Linked DNA regions of Homo sapiens: regions 1 and 3 are each linked to region 2. Evidence: chromatin loops called from intact Hi-C (ENCODE). Cell type or tissue: PC-9. All regions are shown on one strand. Each heading gives the region's core, and the rest is flanking DNA. Links, peaks and the distances in the headings are about the cores only.

Region 1 (8,075 bases), core at 1,532-6,531, 210 kb before region 2:
ATAGGCTATATTATATAGCTTAGGTAGTAGTACGCTATATCAACTAGGTTTGTATAAGCACACTATATAATGTTCACACAATAATGAAATTTTCTCATGCATTTCTCAGAATGTATCCCTTTGTTAAGCAACACACGACTGTATTTTCTTAAACTCTTTGTATACATCAGATTCTTCAAAGACTTTACAAAAGAAAATGACCAGAGACACTGGATTATAGTCTGGTAGGACTGTAGATCCCTTTTCCATTCTATAATTACCTGTATATACTAAACGGCATATAGACATAAATAAGGGACATATAAAGGGAACTGTACAAAAATGTTGTAGTGGTGAGTTAGTATGGCTTACATTAGAGGGAAAGAAAAATGTTATGGCCCAGGTCATAAAGTTGATTAGTTGACTAAGTAATTGTATGTCAAAATGGGTAGCAGAGAACCTAAAATACAGTAGACAATCAGTATGTTACTCATCTCCTTCTACTCTATATCTTATAATTGTTGTCAACATTCACAATACACTTGGTTCTTAACACTCAATTCAAAAATTGTTTTCACAACCTTCTTCAAAACCTTCTCTCACTCACTTTAGTTTGTAAGTATGAATTATCTTCTTACTTTACTGATAAACAACACATATTCAACATTGTCTTAGTCCATTTTGTGCTTCTATAACAGAATACCACAGACTGAATCATTTATAATGAACAGAAATTTTTTTCTTGCAGTTCTGGAGGCTGGGAAGTTCAAGATCAAGGTGCAGGCTTCTGGCAAGGACCTTCTTGCTCCATCATAACATGGTAAGAGGCACCACATAATGGAAGGGTAAGGAGAGGACGAGAGAGAGACAAAAGGGGGCCAAACTCATCCTTTTATAAGGAACTCACTCCCTAGATAACAGCATTAATTCATTCATGAGGGCTCTGCTCCTGCCAAAGGTCCTATCTCCCAATGCTGTTACAATGGCTATTAAATTTCAACCTGAGTTTGGGAGGGGAAGAACACTCAAACCACAGCAAACATGTATCTATAGCATATCTTCTGTCTGCCAGGTACCTGGTAGGTACTGTGAAAGACACAAAATGAACCAGACATTGATCTTATTTCCAAGGATTTTAGAGTCTAATTAGTCTAGTGTGGACAGAGGGGTTAAGTATGACACCCTGAATCATTATAATACAGTAAAAAGTCATCTAGAACTTAGAAATTTAGGCAAAATAAAATGGGTGAGAAGGACAGGAGGAAGAAAGAAGGAAAAAGGAAAACTTAGGTATATTTAGTAGCCACTGTACACCGGGCACTGTTCTAGCCACTTAACCATGTTATGTCTATATAGCTATACTTATGTCTCTACATCTATATAAATTGCATCTATATCAGTCATCTATATTTACCTGATAAAATATATATGTATCAGCAAGTAATTATTGTCCCCATTTTACATATGAGGAAGTAGAACATCTGAAAAGTATTCTTAGAAAAGGGGGAAAAATAACATTTGCTAAAATTGTCCCCTTGACTCATCTTTGATTCTCTTTACAAGCCTCCATATCCTTCTTCAGAATAATAAATTTTATTTATTAAATGTCAGGTATCTGCTAAACTCTTTATACATATTACATAATGATAACAAGAACACATCAAAGTAGTTGTGTTTGTTCTCTCTCATTTTATAATTGAGAAAATGAAGACTCAGGGAACTCATAGAAGGGAAGCACTCCAAATTGAGGCATTCTCTGTTAAGTTTTGCTTCTACTTCAACAGCTAAAAATATATACATATACAATACATATATGTGTGTATGTTTATATGTGTATACATGCATATATATTATAATATTATTATCTAATATGTATTAAGCTCTCATAAAGTGTTAAGTATTAATCCAAGGGTTTTTTGTGTATAACAAAATTTTGATTCACTTGAATGGATAAAATTTTATCATGCCCATTACTAAGGTGTGGTCATTATTCTCATTGTACAGATGGGAATACTAGGTTAGAGGAGTTGGAAATTTACTGAAGGTTACTTAGTAGATAAATGGCTGAGCAAGGATGAATTCAGAGCCTCCACTCTGAAGCAGCTGAAAGGAAAGGGCTGGAATTGGGAACTAGACACAATGATGAGGTATATACCTCTTCAGAAGTAGAGGTGGAGAATTGAAAACTTCATGAGAAAATGGCTTTGTTCTATCCTTAATTCTCTCCAAGATCCAGATACAATGTCAGTGCATAGGTTTCAGCTCACAGTTAAATAGCTTTAGTGTCTGCTTTGAAAGAATTCAAATTTCTCTGAGATCCCCATTAATAAGAAGCCAGTAGGATGTCCCAGTCTCCCACCAGCCCAGTTAGCCTAGTCTGACACGTTAAACCTACATTTCTGAGAGTGACAGACAATGTCATTTTGTTTGTTCTTGGGTAAAGCCCTGTCACTTTCTCTGCTTAGAGAGGTCTGCTCAGTGTATTGATGGCCCCAATCAGGAAAATCCACTCTAGTGTGGACAAGGCCAAAACGTTTAGGGAAAATACTTTCTGCCTGGAGATAAGGCTGGTGCCTCAGTTGGTAAGACTGGGGAGTAAGGAGACAGAGAAGCCTTGATACTTGATTCACCTGCCTAGGAACAAGGAGCATGGGATGTGGAACAAGGAAAACTGGGCTGGGATTAAATCTCTGTTCTATATTTTACCAACTGAATCAATTTAGGTTACTTAAAATTTTTGAGCCTCAGTTTTCTGAACTGTAAAATTATCATAACATTGAGCATTATTAAATTAAACAATGTACAGAAAGTGTTTAGCTTATTTACTGGCACACAATAGGTATTAAAATATGGTAAATATAATGATTATTAGAGTCATTATCATTATCATCTTCATCATCAGGCTCCTTATCATTAATAACATAGATTATAAGCCAATATTCTTATATGCCCCTTCAGGATATCAGAATCTACCACCATTGGATAATTTGGTCAAAGACTTGTTGTAAGTCGCAGAAAAGATCCTCTTTCTCCAGTTCAAATATTTGCTCATCTGGAGGCAAAGGAGAGCTTGCTTTAGAGATTAATATGAGATGAAACTTTAAATTTCCCTTGTTGGAACTGGGTATTCTAAATAATGACCTGGAGATTTGAATATTAACACTCCCTAAAGAGGAAGTAGCCAAATGGCATTCTCTATTGCTTTCCACAAATCCAATTAGTGAAAAGCTCAATTTACAATGAATCATAGGAGGAGTGCATGGAAAGAACACTATCTGGGAATAAAGAGAGATATGATCTAGTTGAAATAATACTCATAATTAATTTTTCCACTACTCTCTGCAGTTTAAAACACATTCATAAATATGACCTTTCCAACAACCCTATGGGTGCATGTTATTATTATTTTTCCATAATCCAATCCCTCACTAAATCCTGCTGACGGTACGCCTAATTGTACCTGGATTCCAATCTTTCCGCTCCATAAAAACAAATACAAATCTAGATTAGGGCTCATCACCTCTTCTAAGTCTGTCAATAGCCTCCTCACTGATTTTCCTTTCTCAGTTTCACTTCCTTTACTTCATTTTCTATTCTTATGCCAGAAGGCTTTTTCTAAATTACATACAAGATAATTTTACTCCCTAGAATCAAACTTTTCAAATTCTATGTCTGCAAATTACCATGAGATCCTTCTTTCTCCCACCCTCTCTCTTTTCCTCCCTTCCCTTCTCCTTCCTTCCTTCCTTCCTTCCTCCCTCCCTCCCGTCCTCCCTCTCTTCCTTCTTTCCCTCCCTCCCTCCCTTCCTTCTTTCCTTCCTTCCTCCCTCCTTCCTTCTCTCCCTCCCTCCCTCCTTCTCTCCCTCCCTCCCTTCTTCTCTCCTTCCTTCCTTCCTTCCTTCCTTCCTTCCTTCCTTCCTTCCTTCCTTCCTTCCAGTGGTATTTGTTCGGCAAATTCTGCCCCACAAATTTCATGTTAAAGCACCAGTAAGCACAGCTACTTCAGCAGAGGCAGAGTTTAGCACTTGCTTGCACCCTGCTCCCTGATTCATTGCCCCACTCTAATCTAAGTAGTTTATGGAACACAGTTTGACAAGCAACCGGCCTGTAGAATCAAGTTCAGTTATCTCACCTGGCAAAAGAGTCCAGGTTTAACTCACCAGGCTCCTCAATGAGGAATTAGCTCAAGTTACAAAGGCAGTTCAGAGAAGTGGGCCTCCCAAGGCACAGGGTTGAACTGACACTGGTGGAGGGAGAGTGAGAGGAGTCTAAATGGGGAATGATAAGCACACCCACCTGCCACTCCACTTTTTGATCCAATGGGACCTTTCGAAATTACCTGAAAGAAATATTCATGCTCACACCTTAGGCTTTTTACAAGCTGGAATGTTTTTTCAACCCAATACCACAGATATTACGTCCCTGTGTAACCTCTCTGACTTCCTTTCCTTGCTTTAGGCTGTTTTATCTTGTACATCCTTTTTATATGACTCATGCTTAACTATTTGATACTGCATATCACCAGGTACTGACATCACACTTTTATTTTTTTAATTTTATTTTCATTTTTATTTTTTGAGATGGTTTTGCTCTTGTTGTCCAGGCTGGAGTGCAATGGCGCAATCTTGGCTCACTGCAACCTCTGCCTCCCAGGTTCAAGCAATTCTCCTGCCTCAGCCTCTGGAGTAGCTGGGGTTACAGGCATGCACCACTACACCCAGCTAATTTTGTATTTTTAGTAGAGATGGGGTTTCTCCATGCTGGTCAGGCTGGTCTTGAACTCCTGACCTGAGGCGATCCACCCGCCTTGGCCTCCCGAAGTGCTGGGATTACAGGCGTGAGCCACCGTGCCTGGCCACATTTTTATGTGTTTCTCCCACCAGACTTTAAAAACAGGGAAAATATCCTATTCACATCTTGGTCACAACCACAGTGACTGGCACATAGTAGGTGCTCAATATACATGTGTGGAGCTGGACATAGGCTTCATTTCACAAGTAAACAAATGTACAGATGGTATACAAGCACTGGCTAAGTGGTGTGACTGAGACGATGACCTGTAGGACATGATTATTTGCTTTACAAAAAGATTTGATTAACAAGAACTGAATTAACAAATGACTATTCTCAAGACACAGCTATCACATTGTGAGAGAGACACCATTATCTCACCAATAAAATAGATTAACTAAATTTGGGGCTGCAATCTAATTCTGAAGCCTGCATGGAATGAGATGATGAATATGAGGGGAGGAAGAGAATAGAAGAGAAGAAATATATGGGCAGGATACAGGGCTTTCTGGCAACCATAAATAGTGCCCTCAGTAATCTGAGCTTTTGACCAAGAAAATCAATGAATAACAGCTGACAGCTGATATATGGGCAATCACCATAGAAACAGCACGGCTCCCAGGATAGGTCAAGACTTGACTGTAGCCAAATCAGCATATTATCATATCTCCAGGAAGAACATAGAGCACCAAAGCAGAGGGGTTCCTTTACCATGGGAAGTATAAAGAGAAAGAAAATTGACAGAGCGGTGCAATGCTCCCCACGAAGAGAGACACTGAACCCAGAAAGCATCAACACCCCAGTTGCTAGAAAAGCATTTTCTCTTTGGGGAGAGAAAAGCTTCATCAGAGCTAATCTTAGCTCTCATGAAAAATTCTTCCTGATAATCTTTATTTCTTCTCTTTGTTCCTTTTTCCTTCTTTTTATTCATTTACCTAACTTATAGGTATGAAAATAGTCATTAAAAACGTATACTCTGGAGTCAAATAGCCTCAGGTTCCCATCCCAGTGTTGTCCCTGATTAAAAATGGAACTTGAGTGTGTACCTTGGCAGCTGCTATCTTCCTATATGTCTTAGTTCTTCTTACAGAAGGGCGCTTCTCCTGCCTTCCAACTCCTCCAGTGCTCTCTCTGATGGCTGGAGCCTGTTGTGCCTGCATGCACACAGCAGGCTGGAGGGCTGGGGAATAATGCCCTCGAAACCTATTCTTAGCAGACCTCAGCCAATGACTGATGGAAGGTGGTATATAGATACCCCATCTCCCTTGCTTTTCTGATGGGATAACTCTCATGTAAGTGTTCTGCGCTGGCTGCTGGCGTTTCCCCATGGCATTGAGTTCTAGTTACCCACAGTGGTATCTGACTAGATGAAGCACCCTTTGTTGGCTGTTTTCCTTTTCCTGTCTCACTCCTCTACTCCCCCATGGACGTTTCCTGAGAAATCTCTCAAACTACTTGCACTTGAATCCTATTTTCAGAATTTGTTTCTGAGGTACCCAAACTAAGAAAGTGACTTCATCTTTGCAGTTTTCATTTTCCTTTTTTGAAAATGCTGACCATGGTACATAAATGCAAGTTGTGAAGATTACATAATACATGCAAAGTTCTTAGGCTAGTGCCTGGCACATCTGAATGCTTTAAATATGTTATCTATAATTTGTATTCTTGCTGTTAAGAGCTCAATACATATCAGATATGCCAGGTACCTTGTTAGGTGCTATGGAGAGGATGGTGAACCAGACGCTACCCATCTCTGCCCAAAGGGAACTTACAATCTCATGGACAATAAAAGTTAACTAAAATGCCACATGATAAATGCTACAAAAGAGAGAAATGTGTGGTGCTGTGGGAGTACATAATAGAACTTAACCTGGTATGAGGGCCTCAGATATTATTTAATAGGAAGCTGACATTTAAGGAATGATAGGTGTTGGCCAAAGTGTGTGTGTGTGTGTATGTGTGTGCATATGTGTGCTTACAAGTGTGTGTGTGCGTGCATGTGCACACACATACACATATGTAAGCAAAGGCAGTATTACAGGTGGAGAAAATTTTGTATCAAAAGACCCACAGATATGAGAAACAAAAATAGAGGGAGAGTAAAAAGGAAATAGGGAAGAAAAGAGGGAGAATAACTGTCTCTAATTGCCTTCAAGGAACACAAAAAAAGTGGTCTTTGATTCTATATTCATCAATCACTATGTTAGCTCCCAAGTTTTTTGCTTTTTGTTTTGTTTTGTTTGTTTTTTGGTACAAGGGAACCAGACAGATGTCTCGTGAGCAAACACTGCCCTTTAGTCACTCAAAGAAATATTTGTGCATTTTAGATGAACACATTGATAGGTAGTCTGATTTCATTTGAATTTGTGTATTATGAGTTAGGTTATGATCAGGCAATTCCCTTGAGTTATGTCAACTCCAGGCCATTAACAAGGTGGAGTTTATGGAGCCATAAGGCTAAGAATGCCAACCCATGGCTGGGTTATTACAGGGTGATGCCTCCCATGAGTCTTCTTGGTGAGCTCTTACTTCTGGGGCACTCCTCTCTTGACAACGAGCCTGATTCTACACCAGCAAAAACATCCATCCCTTCCCTTATTCTAGATTCTGGATTCCTCTCTTGTAATGCCAGTAAATGTATAACCTTGGCTATTTAAGCAGCCAAGACCATTGCTGACTGCCTGAGTAATCTTCTTTACTCAAGTCCTGGGCCCTGGAGAAGTTATAAATCAGATGGCTGTGGTGGAGGTGAATTAAATATTAGTTGGTGCAGCTCTTTGAACAGTTAGAAGGGAAAGTGCTCACTAAATGCATGTTATTATTATTGCTTCTGGCTATAGATACTGGGTCATTGGAGACCCCTTACTTTATAAATATTTCTTTTTTTTTTCTTTTAGTGGTTGTAATGAAACTTATCTGCTTGCAGGTATACCCTGGTAGTCTATCTTGGCTTTAATGCTGAGTAACTTCAAGAGACAATGACCACTGGAATTGCCACCACTCAGACATCATCAAGAAGACATATGTTTTATTCTTAATTGAGTGGTATGGATTATTTTTCTTTTCAGTATTACTGGAAAGGGGTACGAGTGGATTTTCCAGAATGGTGTAATAAAAATGAAATTTGATTGATTAATTCAATAGCTACGGCTAAGAAGCATCTTGTGCAGCAGTGGAGAGGAAATGCACAGTGCCCTACAGACAGAAGCTGCATAACTCACATTTGTTTGAGAGAGAGGCTCCTGAGCTAGATTCTGGCTTCTTGGAGAATAGCTCACTCTTGGAAGTATAAGCCAAGTCAAATG
Region 2 (8,075 bases), core at 1,810-6,809:
TGAATGGGTAGATGGAAGGGAGGGGATGAGGGAAGAGTGCAAAGCTGCTCTTTTATCTCTCAAGTTTTGATCAAGATTGTTTTTAACCAGTCATAGCGCTACTGAAATAATTCATTATTGTCAGTGACTTCAGCTAAATTCACAGATTTGATGAAGGGCCTACACTGCCATAAAAAGTATTGGAATACAAACAATGTGTGACACGTGACACTTGCCCATAGGGGCTAGCACACTGCTTACTGCTTGATTAATGGGTGGAAATGCAAGATTATTACATGGAAATCATCTATAGGAGAGAAGAGATTCACTGTTGGCTATTGAGGTAAAGTCTCTCGGAGGAAGCTCTATCCAGAGACTGAATTGAATTTGGACATAAAAGGAGCAGTGAAAAGATAAGGAAAATGTAGAGTAGGTACTATTAGTATGTCCAGGGCAGGAGACAACCATCATTATGGTTTAAACGATCTGAACAGACAATAATAGTAATAAACTTCACTGTAATCTGGGTCTATGTTTTGTTATTCCTGGCCTTGGTTCATAATAACAGCTGTTAACACTTCTTATATGACAATAAGCCATTTAAGTGGCAAAACAGCCCTATGAATATTTAATATACCCATTTTATTGGTAAAGACACTGAGACATATTAACTCAGCCTGGGAAACAGTCAACAGATAGTAGAGTTGTTTTGTATATAGCCTGCAACCCAATTCTGCATTTTTTTCCAGGTTTTCTAGACCAGTTCTCAAAGTCTATGGTCTCAGGATACTTTTACAAAACTTTTAAAAATTATTGAGGCCTCCAGAAAGCTGTGGTTTTTGTAGGTTATATCTTTCGATATTTGCTATGTTAGAAATTAAAGCTTAGAATTGTAAAATAATGTGTTTATTAACGTATTATAAAAATGTCAAAATAAATTACACAATTTTATGAGCAATAACTATGTTTTTCAAATGAAAACAAAATACTAAATAAAGTTGCCTTTAACATTTTCATTTTTTTATTGTTAGACTTAATAGAAGACAACCGAATTCTCAAATCTGCTTCTGCATTCTATCTGTTTCGATATGTTGTTTTCATTGAAGTATACAAAGACAATACAGCCTCACAAATATATGTAGTCGGAAAATTGAGGAATATTTTAATAGTTTTTACAGATAATTGGTACTGCACCAAATCTTGACAAGTAGAGTTTCTTAGATAATATTTGCATTGTGGAATCTGAAAACATGTCAATGAATTTTTTTGTGTTACATTAAAATCCACTGGTCTATTTTACGCTTTGATAGATCTTTTACTCATGCATGGTTTTATGTTATGCATTAGACATTTAGAAAAAAATTGATTCATTGAGTTATCCAGATCTTGCAAATGTTCACCATTTTTTTAAATAGAACATCACAAAATTACATTTGCTAGTAGCACCACTGATCTCAACAGAAAAGTCTTTTAGTATTGGGAAGCTGTCAAACTTAGAGTAGTGAATACAAGTTTCCCAAAATTCTAATTTTTACTTGGTAGCTTGAATTTTATCACTGGCAGCAAATATTGTCATTGTTTCCCTTGAAATAACAGGCTCACTTCCTTTATTTTCAAGAGAACCTCTACTATACAACCAAGTCCAAATAACCATAATTTTGTTTGTCAATTATTCTTTCAAGTAAAAATGACTCCCCTTGAAAAAGTGGCTAGTTCAGCTCATAACTCAATCACACAAGTGCTTTTGTTACTGAGTCAACCATCATATTTCAATATGCAGCAGAATTGCTTCATGTGAATATCCATTTCATCATACAGAATAATAAAAATGTGTCTTCTATTTAAAGATTTAATAAAATTGATAATTTCTACAACTTTATCAATGATATTCTTAAATAAAATTGGGTTTTAAAAAAGTGGTGCTGAAAAATGCAATGACACTCATAGAAATTAGTGCCTTTGCCCTAATTCAAGTGCCTTTGCCCTAATGCAAAAGTTCAACAATTTTACCAACCATTGATTTTGCACCATCAGTACAAACGTCAACACAGCTTAAAAGGGAAATATTTTCTCAGTACTATTATGGAAATAGTCTTGATATTATGGACCTCCTGAGAAGGTCACAGGGACACCCACATGTCTGCAGACCACACTTTGAGATGTTGTGCCTTACTGTAAATGCATCCTGTATAGCTCTGTTTATAAATGTTTCTGTTTTAAAAACCTTAAAGGGAAAAAAACCAACAAATTATTTTTAAAGGATCATTAAATGGCAGAAGTGTGAACCAAAAGACAACTAATGTGTTATATAAGTACTTTTTAAAACATTAATTAAAAGTAAATTTTATGAGAAAAAAGACTTCAAAGATTTGAAGTGAGCCATTAGTTAGAATATCCTACAAAATAGCACATTTATAATTTAAGAGGTTTTCCTTTTTACCTATGGAGCAAACTATACTTTGAATCCATCAATATGGATTTCATATCTGGTATATAATTTTACATAGTTCAGAAAACACTGGGAGAAGATGTGAAACATCTGAACTATGTTCAGAAAACATTGGGAAAACATTGGGATATGTTTCTGTAATATATAAATAATAAATGATATTAAGAATGCTAATAGCTATTGTTTATTGTTTTTAATATATTATATACTTTAATCCTGCAGCATGCTTGTGACTCAAGAACAGAAGTGAAAGGAAGTGTCGGTCTTCTGCACTCTGCCACAGCAAGAAAAATATGAGCCCAAATCCACCAGGTCCCCCTGACTCAAAGCCTAACCCGAAACACAGAGAAATCACGTACACTCATGCCTTCTTCAAACTTCGCTTTTCAGATCTGGAAGCTAAAAGACGCAGCAACAATGACTACATGAAAACTGCTTAAGACCTTTCTTAAAACAGGCAGTGAACTGGTTCTTTGTAATAAGAGGATGAAGCAGAATATTCCATATTTAATTAGCAATCTTAAGAAAGTGAATTAACACCTTCCTTCTGAGGTGTTGCCAGTCAAACACAGTTGGATTCCCATTTTTTGGAGGCTTGGAGGCCTGTTTGGGAGAGGTCATTGACAGTAAATTGCTAGGACACATGATACAAGGCATCACACAAGGAAACATTGTGGAAGCTAACATTTTTCCACAAAACACAAGAGAGAAAACAGAAGCAGATTGAACAGCAATGGTACTTAGTGTTACCCCCAGCTTATAAATTCCTTTTGGGCAGGAGTGCTATATAATTCATTTTTGAATTTCCCTAATGGCACATGCTCGGGCACATTGAAGGCATTCGATATATGTTTGTTATTTTTTAACAAAATTGAATGGGAATTGAAATTTAGTGTGATAAGAAAAGATAACCCATGTATTTGAGTGTTTATATTTTGTAAACCTTGCTCTAATCGTGCATCAAGCTGTTAGTAATTAGTAAATGCTCAAAGAACTATTTGTTGTGAAATTAGTAAAATTATTCTCTGAAACAGCATCTGATACCATAAATACCTCTTAAGACTTTTCATCAGTGTGCTAAGCTATGCTTTTATGCTTGTAGATAGTAAAAAAAAAAAAATCTTCTTCTGAAGGCTTTCTGAATTCTTTCTTCACATCACAATGTAATGTATTTTCAAGGTTACATTAGTTACTATATTTATACATGAATTTGTGTGTAGATGTATATGTGTATATACACTCATATATTATACATCACATATTTACATATAACTGTCATATATATGAACTTTTTAAATACAAAAACATAATCTATACTCCATGTAACACTTCCCCACTAACACACATACCAATATAAAGAGTCATTTTACTCATTACTAAACAAACAAAAAATAGTTCTTGAAACCAAAACCCATAATGTATACTTTGTGTTTCCTTGGTTATCCTCATCTAGAAAAAGTCTCTCTGAGTGACTCACACGGCCACAAGGAATCATTGCCATTAAATTGGCAGCAGTTTTCTGAAATGTGGCATGGTGATGACAAGGGAATGAATATTTTATCTAATTCCTGCCTAACAAATGTAAACTTTCAAATTAATTGAAGATAGAAAAGAAAACACTCTGGGCACTATTTTATAAACTTAATACCTCCTTTAATTACCTCGGCAATTCCCTGAGTAGTGACGTGGGGACCTTAGCTGCTCCCATCCTATCACTAAGCCATCTTTATTGTGCCTTCCAAGGTTAACACAAAAAGGATAAAGGTCTGAAGAATTTCATGGAGTTTTTCTAAGACTTCCTGGAATTTTTTCTGAATCTCTCCCACTCATATCCCATCAGCCAGATGTCACATAGCCATATGCAAGGGAAGCTGGGAAATAGAGTCTTCCTCTGTGTGTCCCAGGAATGAGGACACATGGTAAGCCAGATTTTATCAGAGTTAAAGGCAGCACTGTCCCTGCCATAGTTACTATTATCATTACCCCTTAGAGTTACACCACATCAACATTATCTTTTACGTTTTAGCCAAACGATTAACTCTACAGTGAAACCTTCCAATAATGTGCCCCACAGAATAAAAACCCAGGCACGAGTCAGTCATTCACAGCAACTGGCTAACTCTGGTCACCTCAAAAACTTCACAATAGGGCAACCCTATATTTTATGTGATTAATTGTTTTGGACCCAAGCTATAATGCTATGGCTAGTTTCTACTATATTTATAATACCTTTTTGAATGTGTTAATAGTTCCCAAGAAGTACAGTCAAATCTGTCCTCTAGTGTGAGTCACTAAAAGTGATTATTGATGAACCATAGGTTGCTGGAGAAGCTGAATTATAGTGTATCAATTTGTGATGATATATAAAGAATGAGAATGAGATGAAGTAAAAATATAGAAATAACATTCTGATTCCACCCCTTATTAACTTTATGTCTCAGTGTCTCAGTTTCCTTATCTATAATTTATATCTGTATGAAATAAAAAAATAGAGCAAATAATGCTGACATTTTGTCTAGTATTAAGGAATAAATATAGTCATATTTAATTATTAAAATAACTCTAAAATAAACACAATTTCTATTCCTATTTTATGTAAAAAGAAGCTAAAGTTATATAACTTGTCCAAGGTCACACAGCTAGGAAGTGTTAGAAATAGGATTCAAACTCAGATCTATATGATTCCAAAGTCCAGAATCCATCATGCTCCTTCTTAAAGAACTCTGCCATTTTCGAAATCAGCAGCAATGTTGATATGGTTTGGTTCTGTGTCTTCATCCAAATCTCATGTAGAATTGTAATTCCCAGTGTTGAAAGAGGGCCCTGGTTGTGGATGATTGAATCACAGGGGCAGACTTCCCTCTTGCTGTTCTTGTGATACAGTGCTCACAAGATCTGATTACTGGAAAGCGCGTGACACTACACCCTTAGCTCTCTCTCTCTGCCGTGTGAAGAAGGAGCTTGCCTCCACTTTGCCCTTCAGCCATAATTGTAAGTTTCCTGAGGCTTCCTCAACCATGCTTTCTGTACAGCCTCTAAGACTGTGAGTCAAGTAAACCTCTTTTCTTCATAAATTAACCAGTCTCAGGTAGTTCTTTATAGCAATGTGAGAACGGACTAATACAGATGTTGTTGTTATGGTTATAATTATACCATCAATCTTAGCTTTTCTATTTTGTCCTAGGAAAACTTTCTTCTTTAATCATTTAAACAAAGTTTTGCTATGAACCACTTGGAAAATAAAAAAGCAGATAGCTCAAAACATTGATAGAGTTTAAAGAATCATCAGAGATATAGAGAGCATTTAATTTGCAATTCAAATGGCACTTCTGGTACTACATATGTAAGATACTAATAAATACTGAGTGCAGGTAGGCCTCTGCCTTGATTCCAGGTAGGCCTCTGCCTTGATTCCACAAGTCTTCAGTTTCAGGTGGTCCAAAATTCAAGGTGAGATCATCTTCCTTAGAATGTTAAGTAGGTTTACACTGTTTCCTTTTCTCTATAAATTTGTTTTTGCAAGCCCCACTTTTTAAATCTTATTTTTTAATATTTTTTACCAACATTTTCTCTCTTATACAATACTCATTTTATTGAGGGGTGTGAGAATGTGTTATGTAAAGCCTCTGTTTAAAAAAATCTGGTTCTGTGACATTCTACATCAACTCATTTTTTATTACATAAATATAGTTTTAAGGGAGAGAGAATAAAGTGAGAGTGAAAGAGACGCAAGAAAGAGAGAAAACGAGAAAGAGAGAGAGAGAGATCAAAGTGCCCTGGTCTTTCCCCTGAATCTTACCAGTTCATCATTTTTGTCTGCCTCACTCTAGGTGACATGTGACAGGGCAGCAGATGGTCCCCAAATCCAAAAATTGACTATTTCTAGGGGTGAAAATTGGTATAATGTATATCACAGTCTGGTAAGATATAAAACAGCTGTACTCTGACATTCCTAATAAAGATTATTATATAAAATACTCAGGGAATCATGCAGATACAATTTTTGACAATAATCTGGGGTACTGGTACATGATATCTAATCCTTAATGAAAGGACACATTTAGAAATTTAGAAATTTCACTAGTCTATAGAACAAAAAGGCAGAGAGAAGCAGTTTAAGAAAATCTTTTACATGCTAAAAATATGGGGCTTTGACAGTTAATGGAGATATACCTTGCTTTACACAATAGCATAGGAAAACGGGAATCTCAATGTATCTGCTTCTCAGGTGATTAACTGAGACTCAGATAAGTTAAGTGCCCTCCGCAGAAAGGAATAGAATTTCCACTCCTGACTCCCCACCCACAGGCCCAGCACTTCTCCCACCCAACTTTCAGAGCAGCCTGATCCAGCTCTGCTGCTGCAGCAAGCTCAAAAAGTCCCCATCTTGAAAAGTTATTTCTCATTTCTCATTTATATTACTAATATTTTCAGCTTCCTTATCCTCACTTCTCATTATTCAAAATATTTTAACAAATACATTTGTAAGTGTGTCTGCACATATCTAAACATATATAAAATTTTGTCCAGCAGAAAATGTGTTTATGTAATAAGCTGCATAGGATGACTAACTGTGTGGGATTTCATTCAGAAAAAAAAAAAAATAGTGGGGAAAGAGGAGTTAATCCTAACTGCATAGGATTTCATTTGGAAAAAAGTGGAAAAATGAGAGAATCTTATGGATTAAAAAAGTTGAAAAAGAATATAGACAACCCATAATCCCTTATTTTATTACAACATATTAAAAACTAAAGAAAGCTGCGTTTATGGAATATAGCCCATGTGTACACACTGTGCACAGCACTTTGCAGACCTCTGTCATTCTGTCTTGGCAACAAGCCTATAAGCAAGTATTTATTATGCCCCTTTTCGTAAACAAGGACACTGTCAATTGTACACTTAAGCAATAGTTACATGGTAGAGGTGGGATTGAAACCTAGGTGTGCCTGATGCTTTCCAGCATACTGTGCTGTCTCTTCCTTCCTACATTTTTAAACTGGTAACCTTGTGGGGATTAATGAGCTCCTTGACTTTATAACCTGCTAGGTGAAGCAGCACATTCATTTAACTACCCTCAATCCACTGCTTTGGTGTGATATTTAGAATTCTCTCTTTGAAGCAAAAAGGGAGTATTTATTTCATCTATTTACTTCATGCATTTATTAATTTCAACCTGCAAATATCTGTAGTACCTTGATTTGAACTTCAAAGAAACAATATAATGTGTGAAGAATATATGGAATTTGTATTTCTGTTAGATGAATCCTGATTTCCTTGGCTAATATTGTCTACTCTTGATAATCTATGGTTCTAGCAAACAATAAAAAACTATAAATTAGATCAATAAATGCCATGAGTTTCAGTGAAACATCCTGGTTTAGAGCACTCGAGAAACAGGATATTATGAACAGTGCAGTGAACTAATTATTTCTGTATTTTATGAATGAAGTTTATGTTTGTAATTTTCTCATTTTTATTAAAGAGACAGATTGCATTTTATAATTTTTTTGTTGCATCTACTGCTCACCTACTGAGCTGTGGAATACAGTCAAGTTGAACCAAGAATTTACTACTGAGAAACTCAGGGGAGGTATCACTAGTTTTCAGTCGGTTTTATAACAATGTATAAACAAGTGGGAATCAGGGG
Region 3 (8,075 bases), core at 1,918-6,917, 130 kb before region 2:
GTTTTCATAGGATTCCTTGGGGAACTTAAAGTTCAATAGACTTTATAACCAAATGACCAAGCGCTAACTCTAGGCCCTGTGCTAGGGCCATGGGATTATGAAGATTGACTAGACAAAATGCTTTCCCTCAAGAAGATGAATGCAGTCAAAAAGAAAGACATGAAGAGAGACTATTCTAATGTAAAGGAGTGATGTGGGCACTGGGGAAGACTGCCACTCCAGTCATCTTCTTCCCTAACCTTAACATTAATTGTGTGTGTGTGTTTGATTAACATATTTGATTGATGAGGAAATTAATCAATGGCCTTCAATGACTTGCTCATTACAACACCGGGGCTAGGACTTAAGTCTAAAACATCTGATAGATACTAAAAATGAGAGTCTACATCAAAAGTATCAATGGGCTATGTACTTGCTTGTGTTTCATTGTCTTTTCAGAAATGATTGCTCTACCTTCTGCAATTTAAAGGTTTTTCATCTTAACTACAAAGAAAGAAACAGCTTCTTCTGTAAAACTATCATGGGAAATGTGTCAGAGCACTGATTTCAGGACCCCCTGCACGGCTTTTAAACAAAAAACCAATAATCAGCCCATCCTATTATGTTCTCCTATTTCTACATTTGTGAAATGTAAATTACTTAAATGGATTCAGTTCTCATCACTGTCCACCTTCACTGCTCAGAGAAAGAGATCTCCAGTCCTTCACAGCTGCACTGCCTTCTCCATTCTACACAGCTGCTTTAGCTGTCTTTCATGTTTCTTCTTTCCTTTCTCTTGGGAAGAGTTAGCCATTGCTCCAGAGTGCAGTATCTTTCCAGTCAACCTTATTATATTTGTCTACATCCTCCACTAGATGGGACTATATATGCCATATTCACCCTGTATTTCTGGTGGATAGCCCTGTGCCTGACATGTAGAGGTTGATAGTTTATTGAGTAGTTCTGTGTTAAGAAAAATATTATGTATTTTAAGGTAAAGTTGCAGAACTGATGTGAACATTCACATTTGTAATTCATTTGATATGAGCACATTTTATCTTAGTGGGCACTGCACACTTTCGGACTGAAACCTTGTTGTCTGACTGGGATCCACATAGCTATTTCCTTTGGCCTGTACCCTGGCTTGTCTTTTCTATCACTTCTGCTTTCATTCTCTGAGCACTCACTTTCCTATTTCATCTTCTAATCTTGAGATGTGCCATTTCTGTCAAATTTCTCCAACTACAAATAGTTTTTCTATGACTTTCAGAGCATAACAGGTATTTTGGATGGAGATGTCAAATACAAGCACATAGCAAAAGCCAGTCTTCCTTTCTCTCCCAAACCAGGCCCCTGAATGATGCTCTCACATAAAAGAACCAACTCAGGAAAAATAGGCACTCTCAGGCTTTTCTTATCATTTCAACTGTTCAGTTGGACCAGCCTCATATCAAACAAGTCTTCCCTCATTGATAAGAGCTAGGGCTTCACAACCATGTGGACCTGCGGTTTAATCCTGGCTATACCACATTCTAGCTCTATGACTTATTAAAAGGTTAAAAACAGGAGATGTGTATATATAGCTAGATAGATATAGATATATATTTGCTTCTAAGCTTGACACATATTATATAACGAGCTCAAACAGTGTTTACTTTTGATTTATTTCTCAATCCACACCCCTCACTTGTCTCACGCAGAAAATTCCTGTGATAAACAGCAGTTATATACACAGAAAACTATTCACTCCCCTGGAGGTAAGAAGGTATATTGATACCCTTTTCAGAGACCCTGACTTATCCCTCTTTATAGATAATTTCACAAGAAGATGTGTAGTTTGGCACTGATATCCTTATCTTTTGGCACTTTCTTCTTTCTTCTCCATCTGCCCCACCCTAGGGTCCAACAAGCAATAAACATTCACTGAGCACTTACTGCATACCAGCACCCATGCCCTGGGATATGTGATGGCTAGGAAGACATCATCTGGGTCCTCAAATGACTCAGAGTCTACTGGTTGAAACAGTCATGCATGTAAACTCCAGAGATCACGTGATAGAAATGGAATGTTGGAGTGGGGAAAGCCTGGAGTCAGGGAGACCAGTGAGCAGGCTTTTGTGAAAGTTGGGGTAAGAGATGAGATGGTCTGAGCAAAGACAGTTACACTGGAAAAGGAGATCTGGGTCTGAGAGTGATTCCTGGGATGAGAGTCTGAGGAAAAATAGGATGTATACCTTATTCTTTAGATGCTAGCTTAGATAGCACTATGGATGGTGATATGTCCAACAAAGGCTAGAAACATGAAAAGAGAAACAGCTTTGGAATGATTGTGATGAAGCCAGATTTGGATACATGGTGTTGATGACTCTTGAAACTCAATTGGAGCTGTTCAGTGGGCAGTTGGAGATTATAATTTTGAACTCTAGGAAGCTCAATGCCTGGGATCAAAGTGAGCATTAGCATTCACTGAGTGTGTGATGAATAAATGACTGAATAATAAAAAACAGTATTCCCATTTTGGAATACATAACCTTCATCTTCTGTAATGAATATAAAGTATGTTCAGTCCTAAATAATGTATCTAAATTAACTATTTCTGGGTATACTGATGATTAACGTTTCATCTGGAGTATGCAGGGCTCACACAAGTAATAGGGTAAGTGAGATATTTCTACTATAATCAAGGAAACAAATCAGAAGAAGCATTTTAAAGTATAATGGAAAGAATAATACAGAATCATAGAGGTGAGAGGATTCTTACATTACTATATTCAATTCAGGACTTTCTGGCAAAACTTTCAAACTTGGCTCAGTCAGCACCTCCACTGTGAGGTCTTCTCTTATGTGATTTTCCTTTCTTCAGTTCCTATCCAACCCATGCCCTCTCCTAAAAGAAACAAACACTCCTTCTTCTATATGACTCCTGTTCTTGGCATGAGCTTAAAACCAGATATATCTTGGACTCGCCACATTTTAGTTGTATCACTAAAGGCACTTAAAATCTCTGGGCAATGATACTTATTCGTAATGCCATATACATGATACCTACTGGCCATTAAATACATGTAGTCAGAATAAATACATTTCATTTCATGGGGATATTATAAGAAAGAGAGACAGTACTCAGAAAGCCCTTGATGCAAAGCAGGGTCTCAATGACATCTACAGAGTACTGTAGCTGATGTGTCTATTACTGTATTCATCCCACTCTTTTATAGTTATTTTGCATTACTTTGCTGTCTCTCCCTCAATTATGAGCTCCTCATGGACAATATTGTTTATTCATCTCTGTGTTTATAGTGCATGGTATTTACTAGGTACTCAGCGATTATTGGCTACAGTGGGCCATTGAGGAATGGCTGGAAGTCCTTACCTTTAAGATCCACAGCACTGGGTAAGAAAGGGAGAGTCAATGCTAGACAAGCTGAAGGAGTGAGAGGGAGAAAAAGAGGGAGGGAGAATCCTTAACACCTATAATGGAACTCATTAAAAAAAGAGACTATTCCAAGAGCATCCTCACCCAGGAACTCTGTGACTCCTGCATTCTCAGTCTTTCCCCCTGCCCAGCTATTGAGCTAAGATTGCTTATCTATCAGTGTGTGTGTCCTAACTCCACAATTTAATGATCCATCTCAGTGGCCCTTCCTTTCTTCCTCTGGTGCTCTCTTGCCTTGCTGCCTTTGCCTTTGAGCTCATGGTCACACTTTATATAACATAATTACAGATCAGTTTGACTCCTCAGCTCCCAGAATGCAAGAGGTTACTCTTTTAATTGCAGTGAGTTCTTTTAAGTTCCCGCTTATTTTTAATTATGAATGCCTGAAGCTGGCTGGCCATGGTATTACTTTCAGCTGTGAAGAAAGAAATAAGCCCAAGAAGCAGAGAAGAAGTAATAGAAATCCCATTTTCATGCAAATTGCCCCGGTGACAAAGAAATGTGGAGAACAGAGACTTATTCCTGCATTCCTGAGAGGTGACACTGGCCTTTGAAAATGTCCAGCTCCACATTTAGAAGCGACTTAGAAAAAACTGGCTCATTACACAATAGTTACAGGCCCCAAAAAAACAGTAACTCAACTCCTTTCCTATGTTTGTTTCATTTCTGATATTTTGATTGACAGGATGGGCCTTGAGCAACACTTCTATGTTTTAAAAAATTCTGCCTTCAGGAAACGAAACTCCTCAGCCTAGCACCTAAGACTTTTTTCAATAAAGAGCTCCAGTAGCTACTATCCATAAGTAAGAATCCTCTTTTCTCACATTGCCCCTGTGGTTGCTACAGGCAAACATTATTATTATTTTTTTTCCTATTTGCCTGGTACAGCATTGAACACCACAATTATGACCTTATCATCATTATTATTATCATCTAATAATCTTAAAGTATTATTAATTTCAGTTTATTACATTAAACTGTTTATTATTAGAAACCAACTTTTAATTGCCACAAGTCTGCCCGGTCCCTAAGTGTATTCCTGCCAAAGGCCCCCATTACTGCCAAGTTCCTCATTACTAAAATACAGACCAGCTTGGGGCACCTTCAAGACAGGTGAAGTTATCTTCAGCAGAATCAGTCCTTGCTTATTAGGTGGTCTCTCCTGCTCAGTCATTGCCTGTCTCTGCTCTGAGGCATCTGCAGAATTAGAAGGGTGAGGAAAGGGGAAGAATATTTTTCACTGACCTGGTGCCTACCTGTTCCAAGAAATATACTAGGTGCTTTATTCATAGTCTTTAATTTAAATCTGGAATGACCCTGTGGGGAAAAAAAAAAAGTATAACTAGCCCTAGTTTTCAGATGAGAAAACTGAGGCTCAAATAATTTATGCAATTTACAAATCTATTGTCTTGGTTTGGGTTCCCCAGAGGCAGGTACTGAGAGAAGGAGTTGATTACAAGTAGATTATTTGGAAGAACACACCTGTAGAAGTCAGGCAGTGAGATAAGTAAGGGAAGGTCTGTGACGAGAAGTGCTTTATCAAGCCAGCAGTCACCAAACTGGGACCCACTGGAGCACAGTCTATGGTAAGACCTGAGTTTCACTGGATTGTCCCAAGTGAGAGAAAATGAAACTGAAGTGTCATTCACAAACTTTTGTCAGCCATTGCTTAATGACTGTCGCAAGGATGTTAGTTCCCTGCCCCATCCAGTCTTCCAGGCAGAGTGGTCCTTTCCCTGTTTCAGAGAAAGTGCTCATTCAAAGAAATGCAGATACAGGTAAGTGGAGTTATTTGTTACTCACTGAAGAGGTAGGGACTAATAGATATAAGGAAAGCAGGGATCAACCATATCTGCTATAGCCACATAATTAATAAAGATCAAAAGAGGAATTCAAACCCAGAGTCACCCGACTCTAAAGCCTATGATCATTCTACTACAGTATACCGCATCACATGCCTATAGAAAGATTAAGACTAAATATAACTGGAAGTATGTTTGCCAGTCTGTATTCAGGATCTATACCATGCACACAGAACAAAATATTAAAGTTACCAAATACTCAGTACGCAACTGAATTCATAGCCTGACAAAAATGGGCATGCCTTCTCCTCTCATACTGCCACTTCCTTCAGGAAAGAACATGCTATGTCAATACCCCGTTTAGTACACTACCTTCACCCCACCCCAAGGTCCTACCATATCTCCTGTAGAACTAGCACACCCTTTTCATGGCCAGAAGAAAGGAAAGCCCCCAGATGGCTAGTTCTCCCAGCTTTCTAAGGAAGTAGTATCACCGAGACGCCTTCTGTCATGCTCTGGGCCATCACACCTCCAAGAGCTGCTGGAGGGAAGATTTGCACAATACCATCTATATTAAACAATTATCCATCTTCTTCCAGGAGACTACCAAGACCAAGGACAGCAGCTACTCACCCTACATTTGCTAGTGCCAGTTTCCCCCCAGTCTTCTACCATCATCCTGGTCTTGCATTGTGCATCCTAGAACTCAGTCACCTATCAGCACACTCCTCTAACTTTTCAACTGCTGTCTCAAAGTTCTTGTCTTCTATCTCTTGTCTTACCTGGCCAACAATTACACCTTATTTCCCTGTAACTATCTTTAGTGTGGCTAGTTTTGTTTTTATTCCCACATCAGAGACTGGGTGTGAGGTGGCTGTTTCTTTCTCCCTTCTTTCAAACATTTTCATCTTCCTCCTTCTTCAAAAACATAATTTATTTGAAATAGACAACATTAGACTTTATCACACAATCATCTTTCTGATTGCTGTCAACTACCTGCCTCCTCTTCAATCTCCTCATTCACTGATGATTTTAGCACCTGGTTTGCTATTTCTTCTTCATCTCTATTCATTCCAAAATTCTTAGCAATTTTTAAGATTCATTTGGATGATCCATTCAATACTTTTTTTCACTCTGTTCTTTACATTCAGCTCCATTGATTTTTCCTCCATCTCACCTGTTATGAACTCAATATTTGCTCCCCACCCCCAAAAACAACAACAAAAAACTTATATTTTGGAAGTCTAACTCCCAGTATAGTGGTATTTGGAGATGTGGTCCTTGGAAGGTAACTCGGGTTAGTTAGGTCCTGAGGGTGGGGCCCTCATGATGGGATTAGTGACCTTATAAAAGAAAAAAACATTCTCTTTCTCTCTTTCTGTCTCTCTCTGTCTCCAGATCTCTCTCCATGTTCACAGTGAGGAAAGTCCATGTAAGAAGACAGCCACCACCATAGGTCAGGAAGAGAGCTCTCACCAGCATCCAATCATGCTGGTGCTCTGATCTTGAAGTTCCAGTCTCTGGTACTGTGACAAAATATATTTTCGTTTTTAAGCAGCCAGTTTATAGTGCTTTGTTATGGCAGCCTGAGCTATTACATCCCCACCATCCACAATTATTTTACCACTTCCTCCATGTCCAGGTCACTTACTTTTACACCCCCATACTGGCCTCCTTAATCTTAATTAAAATCATTTATACTTCTCCTTTTGTTTTCCATCTATTCCATTTCTTCTTTTTCTTACTTACCTCCTTATTCAGCTGAGACCATGTGGCTCAACACTATAACCACTCCTTTGCAAACATAGTTAATTATATTCCCTTCACCCTTCTTTCCTGGGAGAGCTCTAAACCTATGTAAATCTATTTAAATATAATTATCCTACCAACTCTGTTTCTTCACGTGACAACTAAACATTCTAGGAGATACACACAGCTTTGCTGACTGGTCTCACTTTAGAAGTATGACCAAAAATCCTAGGAGGTATTCCAGAATTCCTGGTGATCCTACAATCCTTCCTTAATACATTTGTCTTTCAACTCACCAGATGAATATTTTACATTTTTGCATCTCTTCAAATCCACTTCTTCTCCTTCACTTTCATTACTTAACCCTTGAATGAGAATAAAGAGGCAAAGACTCTCACACTGGAGACCTACTTGATATCTCCCCTGGAATGTCTAAGATGCATCTCAGACATTACATTATCACTAACAACTCTTGCCCATGCCCCCAGTGTTTCCCAAATTCTTAGTAAATGCCATAATCATCCCTCTTGCTGATAAAACCAAAACCCAAGTTGTTCTTGATCATACAGTTTTTCTTTACTCCACTTCCAATTAATCCATTCCATCACCTAGTAAATATTGAGCACCTACTATGTGCTATTGTCCTAGGCATTAATGATACAGATATTAATAAAACAAATAAAAATTCTTACCCTCATGGAACTCACATACTTGTCCTTTGACTCTATCTTGAAAATGCATTTCACATCTGTTCACTATTCTCCACCTCTACTCTAAGCCAGCACCCTCTCTCATTGGAAAAACTACAGTGGCCTCCTTACTCTTCCCCTTACTTCCACACTTGTTCCTTTACAATCTGTTCTCTGCACAACAGTAGAGTGAGCTTGTGAAAACCCTGCATGTATGGTCCCAGGGACTCTCCACTGTGCTTGCAACAAAATCTAAGACTTCACCCTGACCCACATGCCTGACTTCACTGCCCCAGGTTTCTCCATTGCTCCCTGGGCTCAGGCATCATTCACTCAGCAAACATTCAGTTCATAACAGGTGAGATGGAGGAATGTGGCTCAACACTATTACCTTCTTCCCATTCTGCTTTGGAACTATTG

The links. A loop is a pair of places that touch in the nucleus more often than their neighbours do. Peaks named below come from ENCODE experiments on the same cell type or tissue, not always from the same donor. Only the 100,000 strongest peaks of a DNase experiment are listed, where the experiment ranks them.
Region 1: it touches region 2 in a loop (16-fold over the local background); 1 of 110 quality-filtered maps calls a loop at or near these places.
Region 3: it touches region 2 in a loop (10-fold over the local background); 1 of 110 quality-filtered maps calls a loop at or near these places.

The regions. Positions count from the first base shown.
Region 1 is chr11:80,079,450-80,087,524 of GRCh38, forward strand. No RefSeq gene overlaps it. Among named protein-coding and RNA genes, the nearest start is that of TENM4, 640 kb to the left of the region's middle. In PC-9, for the core only: no CTCF peak of the experiment used is centred there; a DNase peak (open chromatin) is centred at 4,322.
Region 2 is chr11:80,294,134-80,302,208 of GRCh38, forward strand. No RefSeq gene overlaps it. Among named protein-coding and RNA genes, the nearest start is that of LINC02720, 460 kb to the right of the region's middle. In PC-9, for the core only: no CTCF peak of the experiment used is centred there; a DNase peak (open chromatin) is centred at 3,848; H3K27ac peaks cover 1,562 bases.
Region 3 is chr11:80,163,942-80,172,016 of GRCh38, forward strand. No RefSeq gene overlaps it. Among named protein-coding and RNA genes, the nearest start is that of LINC02720, 590 kb to the right of the region's middle. In PC-9, for the core only: no CTCF peak of the experiment used is centred there; no DNase peak of the experiment used is centred there.